Linked DNA regions of Homo sapiens: region 2 is linked to region 1. A link is an interaction called in ENCODE POLR2A ChIA-PET data of the cell type or tissue named here. Cell type or tissue: GM12878. All regions are shown on one strand. Each heading gives the region's core, and the rest is flanking DNA. Links, peaks and the distances in the headings are about the cores only.

Evidence for each region. ChIA-PET counts read pairs that join two places held together with the same protein. Peaks named below come from ENCODE experiments on the same cell type or tissue, not always from the same donor. Only the 100,000 strongest peaks of a DNase experiment are listed, where the experiment ranks them.
Region 2: POLR2A ChIA-PET joins it to region 1 with 5 read pairs; 1 of 35 experiments calls an interaction of 5 or more read pairs at or near these places.

What each region holds. Positions count from the first base shown.
Region 1 is chr10:75,484,253-75,489,629 of GRCh38, reverse strand. The region is part of intron 2 of LRMDA (leucine rich melanocyte differentiation associated); the gene reads right to left. Among named protein-coding and RNA genes, the nearest start is that of LRMDA, 55 kb to the right of the region's middle. In GM12878, for the core only: no CTCF peak of the experiment used is centred there; a DNase peak (open chromatin) is centred at 2,088.
Region 2 is chr10:75,538,405-75,543,781 of GRCh38, reverse strand. All of the region lies in intron 2 of LRMDA (leucine rich melanocyte differentiation associated), which reads right to left. Among named protein-coding and RNA genes, the nearest start is that of MIR606, 11 kb to the left of the region's middle. RefSeq lists an enhancer at 5,115-5,377. In GM12878, for the core only: a CTCF peak has its summit at 3,005; a DNase peak (open chromatin) is centred at 3,206.

The sequences.
Region 1 (5,377 bases), core at 153-5,152:
TGAAATATAAGAAGGTAAGAGCTCATGAGGTCAGAGCCTACTTCAAACTCCGACATCGTACAATCCTACTTGCCAGCCATTAAAAAGTATGGCTCACATACAGGGCCCAACTTCCTCTCACACAAGTCTTAATGTTTGAGAATCCCAAATAAACAAGTTGAAATCCAAAGGACTAACTTTCACATACAGCTGAAAGCTGTGGGAGGTTGTTAGCAAAATCTGGGCTTGGCCCAATTTTGTTCTTCATATGAAATAATGAGATGAACATTTCTGGACACCAAGTCACAGAGACCAGTCCAAGAATTTTTCAGCTACCCCCTTTAGTTTCCTTAGAACAATATTCAGCAACACTCCATTTTATTGTCATCCTCAGCTAGTGAAATTTTTTTTTTTTTTTTTTTTTACTAAAAATCCAAGGGGGTTGACATAGTTTTGCCCACAATGGGGTGACTGCTGTACAGTGAGATGTCCTAACTCTTTACTCCATGGTCGAGGCGGTTCAGCAAGGAGGTCCCTCTCTGGTTCTTACAAGGCACATGAAATAACAAGTAGGCATTACATGCTCCTTTGGTTGTAACCTATGTAATTTATCTTTCTGGGAAAGGTGCACAAGGTCATAGAGGGACTCATGTAAGAACTCATGTGAGGACTGAGATAACTCGTCACAAACGGTCACAGTTTGCCAATTTCAGTTGGTTCCCACGAAGGGAAAGAAAACTGTATGCTGAGGGTTAAGGGGGCTCTTGGCCATAAAGGGGAACATAAGTGACTGCGCTTCTGGGGAACAGGAAGGCAGTATTTTAGCATCCCCACCCAGTGCCTCTCCTTTCCATACCCACCCTCAGCCACAGCGCTGCCACTCATCTAAATTTTCCTTTGGCTTCAAGAAGGATGTTGCTGCTGATGCTAGACCTTTGAAGAGCAGCATATTCCAGAACCATAGGGACAGTGACAGACACTCCCCTCCTCACCTCTGCCTCTTGCTTACTTAGGGCCTGAAAAGTGAGTCTCAAAAATCCGATGGGCACAAAAGAGGACATGAAGAAAAAAACAACAATGCTAACTTTTTATCCTTATTATTTAGTTACTTTATTAGAGTTTTCCTAACTCCTCTGCACAAAGGGAAGGGTAAGCTAGAGAAAACTAAGTGGCTTTGTCATCAAAAGCCCTCACCACACTGGCACACAAACACCTGTCAGTGCAAAAGATGCCTCTTTATCAAGCCTTCATACCTACCAGGAGCCAAGCACACTCTGAGCTTTCAGACTATTTTCTTCCAATGTTTTGAAGTCCCTTTCAGTTCACATGAAGGCTAACGATTTCAAAAAGGTGGGGAAAAGAAAGGAAAAGTTCTTTTTTTTAAGAAAAAGGAAAAGATACTGTGCCATGATTATGAAGTCCTAAAAGCCTTTTAGCTGACAGCATAGGTTTTGTTGAAAAGCCTCTAAGAACCTCCACTGAGAGACACAATTCAGCAATAAAACAGAGGCAGGGCATACACCATTTAGCATCCTCAGCCTCCCAAATTCAGTACCCCATTTTATGCCATAAGTCAGGTTTCTCCCTCAATAGCCCTTTGGAACTCTCAAGGTCCAGAGTGGCATCAAACCAACTGACACATGAGTTGATACATCATGTGCTGCCAACAGAGAAATTAGTCTGTGCCAAACTCAGCACAATCCTGCAGTTCAAACCAGAATTTCAAAAATAGCAGAAGTAGCTCAAACCCTCAGAGTGACCCATGCCCCATCTCTACCAGTCCACTCAGGATGCTCCATTCTCAGGGCCTGCATGGAGCGATGACTCCCCAGCTAACAAAGCCTGCTCTTCCAAGAGCTTGGCCGACCCTGCAAAGCCCAGACCACTCACACACTCAGCACTTGGACACTGAGAGTGCTTGCATGAGACAGCACTGGCTTGTGGAGAGTTGTGGTCACAGCTCCATAAACCTACCACTTATAATCTCAGTAGCTACTGCGCTGCCTGCTATTCTGCCCAGAACGCTGGGTCCTAGCTGTAAGAGAATAGGAAGGAGGGGTGGGAGGAGAAACTGTGACCAAGATTGTACTTAAAAACCTCCCACACCTCCCACACATCCCAAACACGAAACCATGATTTCATCAGCACATGTAGCATTTGGCTTGGGTGTGTGAAATACCAGCTTTTGAGTGATGGAGCACTCACCCCTATTTCAGACATACCTTTTCTCTGAAACTATTACACTCAGAGAGCTTCAAGTCCTGGCTCCAGACCCATCCATCTAACAACAGAAAGCACCTCTCAAGCTCCTTTCTGACATGAGCCCATCATTCACCATTTGCTGGTACATACAGTTTTTGCTGACAAAGCTCAATTACTAGAAAAAGCTCAGTAAGTAAAGCTGATTTGAAATAACTATATATTATATGGAGGCTGGATGAGGAAAACTGATTTGAAGTCTAGAAAATCATCATATAAAGAGGCTCGAGAAAGAACTGCTTAATTATTTAAATACCTTCACTTCCTACCAACCACACATCATTTGATTTATCAACAGTGTTAAATATTTGGTAATTTACTGGGGTCATCTGACAAAACAACTCCATATAGCAAGTACATATCAGACACTGTAATTCTTCTGTTGAAATCCCTTCGTCTCCCTGATTAATGTTCAAAAACTGAGCTAATGCTATCAAACTGAGGTGCGTGCCAATTTCAGCTCTCCAGTAAAAGTGCAAAGCTGAGAGCACACCAGCAGGGTGGCCTGAAGAACAAATTATCACGTGCTATCCTCCACTGCTGCAAAGTAGTCTGATGAGATGGCTGGGATGGTCCCAACAAAGATGCTTATGCAGAGTCAACTGAATGGAGACAACTGGCCCCATGGGACCCTGACTCAACTGCTACAGCCATCATAGAGAGAAAGCCCAAGGAGGAGGGTGTGTGCCTTCTCCCCAGCATGCCAGACTCACCCTAGGCCCAACTTTGCTCATGTTGCCCCCCCCAGACCAGAATGCCCCTTTACAAATTCTCTAGCTCCTAACATCTACTTGCTCTTCAAGACTCATCTCCTGCATAAAGCTTTCCTTCCTCATCCCACCTCAAAATGCTCTCTCAGTCAACTCCTATGCACTACCAGCATTTTGTGGAGCAAGATCAAATTGTCTCCTTAATACATTCAAGGTGAAATTTACGTCCTCTATATAGAATCTGGAGTTCTTAGCATAATAATGAATAACAATGCCTCTGTAAGCACTGGGCCATGTTAAGTCAAGCGGATCAAAAACAAGAACTACAAGAAGTGTAATATCAATTCATCAGGATATCTGATAGATTTTGAATGCTATAGTGTGAAAATAAAGATACAATTTTTTAAGTGCCTATTTATAAAACTTGACCATCTACTAAGTAATAAAAAATACCTAAATTCCAATAAGTAGAAATAATGTATATATAGATCACATTCTCTGATCACATTTCACAGAAATTTGAAAACACTCTCTTCAACAACTTTTATGCAAAGAGAAAATTAAAATCAAAATCCCAAAATACCTAGAACACAAAAAATGCAAACACTGTGTATTAGAACCCATAAGACACAAAGCAGTACTCAGAGGAAAACTCACAGCTTTAAATACGCACAGTTCTAAGCAAGAAAGAGTTAAAATGCTTAAATGAAGTGAGCAGCTCAAAATCAAAAAATAAAAATAAACAAGGAAAGCAAAGAATTGGTAGAGATAAAAACAATAATTAATAAGAAATTATAAAATAGCAGCTGGGCACAGTGGCTCACATCTGTAACCCCAGCACTTTGGGATGCCAAGGCAGGCAGATCACTTGAGGTCAGGTGTTTGAGACCGGCTTAGCCAACTCAGCAAAACACTGTCTCCACTAAACATACAAAAATTAGCTAGGCATGGTGGCACATGCCTGTAATCCCAGCTACTCAGGAGGCTCAGGCAGGAGAATCGCTTGAACCCGGGAGGCGGAGGTTGCGGTGCACTGAGATCGCTGCACTCCAGCCTGGGCAACAGAGTGAGACTCCATCTCAAAATATGTATATATATATACACACACACACACAAAATTAGCTGGGCATGGTGGCACACACCTGTAGTGCCAGCTGCTCAGGAGGCTGAGGAACAAGAATCACTTAAGCTCTGAAGGTGGAGGTTGCAGTAAGCTGAGATCACGTCACTGCACTCTAGCCTGGGTGACAGAGTAAGACTCTGTCTCAAAAAAGAAAAAGAAAATAGTGCTAAAAATAAATCCAGGCATCATTAAAATAATAATCAACTACTAAACCAAAAATCAAGGAAAAGAGCAGAAAGTATAGTCAAAATAAGGATGTGACTGTATATAGAACCCCAGATACAGAATAAATTAAAAGACATCAAAAAGATGTTTTTTCTCAACTTTATTGCAATATATTTGAAAACCTGGATAAACTGGATGTTATCCAGCAAAATATAAATCATCAAAACTAAGTCCAGAAAATACTAAAAGTTTAAATAAACCAAGTGCTATAGCAGATATTGATAAAGTTAACAGAGATAACTAACAAATGCCTGGCCCCAAGTATTTTACAGGTAAGTTTTACCTATTCCTTCAAAGAATGGATAACAAATTCTATCTGAACTGTTTGTTCTAGAACATAGGAAAATATTTTAAATAGTTTTACCTTTCTATACTTACAAATGTAAGTATAACATTGTATTAGTCTGCTCTGGCTGCCATAACAAAAGATCACAGACTAGGTTGCTTACACAAGAGAAACTTATTTTCTCACAATTCTAGAGGCTAGAGTTCCAAGATCAAGGTGCCATCAGGGTTGGCTTCCAGTGAGGCCTCTTTTCCTGGATTGTAGACGGCCACCTTCTTGCTGTGTCTCACACAGCCTCTTCTCTGTGCATATGAGGAGAGACAGAGCTCTCTGGTGTCTCTTCCTCTTCTCATAAGGACACTAGTCCTATTGGATTAAGGCCCCACCCTTGTGACCTCATTTAACCTTAATTACCTTCCTAAAGGCCTCATCTCCAAATATAGTCACATTGGCAATTAGGGCTTCAACAAATGGATTTTGGGTGAGAAACAATTCAGTCCATAATAAACACAGAACAAATCCTGAAAAATGCAGCACAGTAAAAGAAAACTCCTGCCAATTGCTCTTATGAAAACCAATGCAAAAATCTTAAAATTTTAGCAAATAGAACCTAGATAACCATTAAATATATTAAATATTATATCACACTTCATAGAAATTTTAAAACCCTCTTTTCACAGCTAAGTAGTGATATCACTACTAAGGGGGGGTTTTTAAGAGGATTTATAAGTACCTCAATATTAAGAAATCTAATATTGTTTATCATATTAGTAGGTTAGAAAATCTGGGAAGGGC
Region 2 (5,377 bases), core at 230-5,229, 54 kb before region 1:
GGTGTAGGGAGGGAGGAAAAGCTGCACAAAAGTTCTGAAATATATCAATGTCCAGAAATGGGAAAGGAAAAAAATAAAAATAAATCTTTGGAGAATTTAAAAAACATGAAATAAAATATCTATCTTATTTCAGAATCCTGGAGTAAATAATATTTCTGATGTTCCCATAGAGAGTCAAATCCGGCCAGCAAAACAAACACAAATACAAATAAATACTGGGCTGGTGAATTAGGGAAGGTACACAGAGGAATTTAAAAATAGGACGAGGGTTTTGTTCAGAAATGGGATCCTTCCTCTCTCCTCCTCCCCACTTCCATTTTTTTTTCTTGAAGTAAAATCCATTATTTTGAAAACACCATTAGAAATCCTAAAGAAATAGCAAAACACAGTATTGTGGTATTCCAAAGTAATATCTCTTGTTTATAACCATATAAATTTAGCCCCTGGCACTACAGGGCTTATATAATAGAATAGAGTTATTTTAACAGCGCCCTGTTAAAGAAGAAGCAAAATGTTCAGCTCATTTTCTCCAGTGGGAGGGACCCATGGCCTCATGCGAGAGAGGGAACATGCCTAAGTCATTACTGCGGGAAAGCAATCCGTCAAAGCTGGGTTGCTCTGGCATGGCCAGCACCACTGGTGAGATCAGAGAGGCAGCCTCTGCTTGCAATTACCAGGGAAGGACCTTGGCTCTAGGCAGCCTGCTATCAATTACTACCCTGGCCTCGCGCTTGGACTTGTCAATTTCCCAGTGTCTTCTGTTTTGTAACAGTAAGAAAAAGGGCTCCTCCTGACTGATTCTTGGAAGTTTCTCATGTGTTGTGTCACTCCTCGGTGTCATTAACAATTCAATTAAAATTTCACAGCACACAGGCAGGCTGCGCCGGACAGTGGCAGGAAGGGGCCTGGTAGAGGAGATTTCCGAAGGGCCTGCAATGGGGCCACGTTGGATCAAGCGAAACCAATCTTGAAATTTCTTTGATTTCTCAAGTCAGGCCTGCATGTGTCTCCCATATGACATGACGCTGGCTGTCATCTTGACAGGACGACATGTTTGATATTCTCACCCCATTGGGGGTGTAGTGATGGAAAGGAATTTTAGGCTGGCTAGAAACAAAAATCTTGTACTATTTCACTAAATGTTTTGGCTCCACAATAGATAATTATAAATATTCGCAATCAGCTCTCTTAATCTGCAGTGAGTTCTAGAAACTTCTTTTTCTCTATTTGTTTTTTTATTGGGTCCCTCTATTTTCTTGCTTTTCAGAGTGGGGTTGTCTAGAAGAAATGAGAGACAGAGCATCAATCACAATTAAATTCTTCAGGAAGGTAAGATGACTAGGAATGCTAAACAGGATGGCTGGAAACTAGAAAGACTTGCTACTGTCATTATTAACTCTGTGAAAGTGCAAACACTCCTTTGTCTTGCTGAATGATGGAGCTACACATGCTCACGTGCTTTTAAGCGTCCCAAGGGTTTAGGGAAAAACCAAAAAAAAAAAAGTTTCAGGCTTAAGACTTCTGAGGCAGCTTTCTCTCTAACCCCCTCAATGAGTTTAGTCATGCAAGGAAAGATTCTTTAAAGTTACCAAAGACTTTGTTTAATGCCCAAGAAAATGCAGACTGTCAGCACCCTTTGTCAGGTTTTGGTGGCTTAAGCCCATTCTCCAATACACTGGTGACCCTCCACCCTCATTCACTAGTTTCTTTTTGACATCAAGCGCTGGATAATTGTTTGATTTCCTTCTAGGTAAAAGGAGATTAAATGCCCAGCTGCAACAGCTGACATACAAAAGGGAAAATATAGTTTAACCACCATATTTATCAAGATAATTTTTCTTCCACACACTGATTAATAACATTAGCCAACATCCCCTTTGGCTTGGGGAGAGAGAGGTGGGGAGAGACATGTCCCCCTCAGAGTATCAGAAACAGGAGTTGACAGTTCAAGGCAAAAATGATTTGCATGTAAATTCTCATCAAAAGCAAGTCTGCACCCTGAAGTTGTCAAGTTTTGCTACCAATTTGACACTTAAATGGGCTATAGCAAAACTTGATTTAAACTGAAGAGGAAAAAAACATGGCAACTCAATTACCCCCTAGCAGATCGGATCTGGCAGCTGAGGTCAAACTTTTCACCCTGCCATTACATTTCTCAATACCTGATGCTTTAAACAAACACTATGTATTCCTCCTACAATCCTGGAGGAAAACGCATTTCTCAGGGCTCCCTACTGTGCCCCAGATTAAAAAATAAATTTCACTTGTGTGGGATCTGGGGCCATTTTCTCCATGTAAATTTCTGAATAAATCAGGACTTAAGAAATGGCCTTTTGCACTGGGAAAAATAGTCTCTGCTTAAAAAAAAAAAAAAAAAAAGTTTGTGGGGAAGATTTGTGGAGTATTAAAAGATGACTTAAAAACAAATATTCCCATAACATTAGAGGCAAAACGGTGACCTGTTTTTAGTTTGCTTTTAATATATTTCATATTTGAGCTTAGGCTGAACAGCACATTAATTCAGCAGGGAGAAAAACAGCTAGCTAGTTCCAAATCGGCTCCAAATTTATGGAGGACAAAGTATCTCATAAGGCCCTGGGACAAAGGCTCAAATCCAGGAAAGACCCAGTTGGCCTCTGGGAATTCCGTCCCACCAGGGTTTGAATGCTGCGGTTGCCTAGGCTATTCAATCCCTGCAAGAGTTCTCATTCCTGCAACAACTATTTAAACCAACAGTTGTTAAAACTCTTCTTATAAGTGCCCTAAAGCAGATCCAAAACTGTTTTTTTCCTTTTTAAAAAAAAAACAACAAAACTTGTTTCCCTAAGTTTGTTTTAAGCTCTTCCTGTAAAAGCAATGAGTTTATTGACTCTGCATTCACCATAATTTCTAGTTCTTATAACAGGTAGCCAGGTAACACATAGGGAATTATTTTACTTTTTTAGCCAATAAACACATTACATATTTACTGGATGCCAGGCACTCTTCTGAACACTAGGGGCCCAAACATGAGTAATAGCTGCTTACAGTTGGGAAGACAATCACATACACAACTAATTACAATAGTGTGGGATAAGCACTGCAAGAAAGTAATATTCAAAGTATATGAGAACACATTTAACTAAGGGATTCAGTCTGGGGGAGTGAAAGTTTCAAATTCCCCTGGTGACTGGGACTTTACCTATATTGGCATCCAGCAAATAGTGGAGCAGAGTGCTAGTGGGGAGGTAAGATCTTTCTACAGAAACCAGCCAAGTGGAAATAAGAAAAGCCTGTTTGGCCAGGTGCTAGATAGGGGAAGACAGTATGGTGATAAAACGAGAATCCTATGGCCACACACATGGGACAAATGTATGAAATCACATTCCTCTTGTGCCTGGTCTTCCTATAAGCCTATCATGCCAATCCCCAAACTTGGAGCATGCCCACCATTGGTGTTGTACTTGCTTTGCTGTTACTCAAACATGCCAAGCTTGTTCTGGCCCCAGGGCCTTTTCACTTGCTGTTCCCTCTGCCAGGTTCCCAAACCTTTGCACAAGCTATCTCACCTTCAGCTCTTTGCTTAAATGTCACTTCTCAGAGCAGCCCTCCCTGACATCTCTACCTAAAATACGCTCCCACACCCACTTCTGAGGCACCTAACCCTTTACTCCTGCTTTATTTTCAATATGGTATAATGTTGCTACCAGAAATTTTATTATCTGTTATTATTTCTGCTCCTCACTAGATTATAAGCAGCATGAGAATCAGGCCTATACCCCCAGATCCTAGAACAGATAGTAATAGGTGCTCAATAAACATATAGTGAATCTGTTAATAACCTTTAACCCCTGGGTGCTGATAAGCTAATATCTCTGAATTAATGCTATAAAGAAAATTAAAACCCAAAAGACTCTGACAGACTCTGACTTCTAAGCCCTTGCATCAAGAACAAATAATGCTATAGGGAGTGAATGCAAATGTAGCATTTTTGAAATCTAAATACAGCCAGAGGGAGAAAATCGCCAATACATCAACAATAACAAAAACAACAAAAAAACAGCCATTTATACTAAGCCAAATCTCTGAGATCTTTCTGAAAATATATATTTAACTCTAACCAGGTTCCCAGGCTTCCTACAAATCACCACCATGCAAGAGAAAACCATGTGAGAAGTTATGTTCTGCTTCTGAACATTTAAGCATTTTTATCAATATTATTTGCCAGTATAAACATTTCCCCCATAACTTAATATTTAAAATAAGAGTGCACCAAACCGAGGCTTATAATGTGCAAAGGAAAGAGTTCAGTCTAAGGTATTCATGACTTCAGTCATTCTCTCATAAAACAACAGATGAAATAAAATGTATGACATTCCCAAAGAGGGAGTTCCTCATGTAATTCATCTTAAAATGCAATGTTCTGTCATCTCAAGTAACACTTACTGAAAGCAACCATCAATACTTTTTGTCAAAAGCCCGTACTCTGTGTAAAATGTTCCATCAATCTCTATTTACATAAAACAAAAAACTTTCAGTGTGGTTCTAACACACAGCCATGGAGGGTCTCCATCTCCAGTTTTCATGCTCTGCTGAAAAATAATTTGACTGACACCAGAAAAATAAAGATGACCCTTAAAGGAAAGCTTTTAGGAAAGGGAAAGCTGCAAGGGAAAATGCCTTACATTGTTGGACACAAGTCCTATTGAAGAGAAGTTTTTTTGGTTTTAAACCATACGATATGTATTCTCTTAAAATAAAAAATTCCATTCTGCCAGGAAATCCTCTAAAAAGCTTTCACTCAATTGCATGCAAGCAACACTAATATAGGGATGGCACCCTGCTGATTCTAAACTTGAACATGCAACCTGTACCACTCTATTCCAAGACAGAAAATTTGGCATTCAGTACTGTAGAATGTGAATATCACATGAGGCTAGCAGAAGGTCATTGCCTGGGGATGTTTATAAAACACACAAATTAAGGTATTAGCCTTTCACCTTGGGGGTCTGAAGATCAAATCCCAGCTTAGGTAACATGCATAAAGTCTCTCTGCCAGCCTTTTCCTAATACTTGCTTGTTGAAATCACACAGACCCTTTCCTCTGACCCAAGTTAACAAAGGCATAGATGAGAAAGCTAAGAAATGACAGGTCAAAGCCAAAAACACAAAACAAACAAACAAACAAACAAACAAACAAACAAAACTACTCAATGCCCATCTGAGACATTTTCACTTCATGCTCAGTGAAGTGCCATTTTTTGCCATTTTTCACCCTTTCCCTATGATTTGAACAGTCTACGGGTGAAGATTACATAAGAGACAACACTGCCACTTACATCTTTTGAATCGCAAATAGAAGATGCATTAGGAAATCACTTAACCTTTCCTAATTATT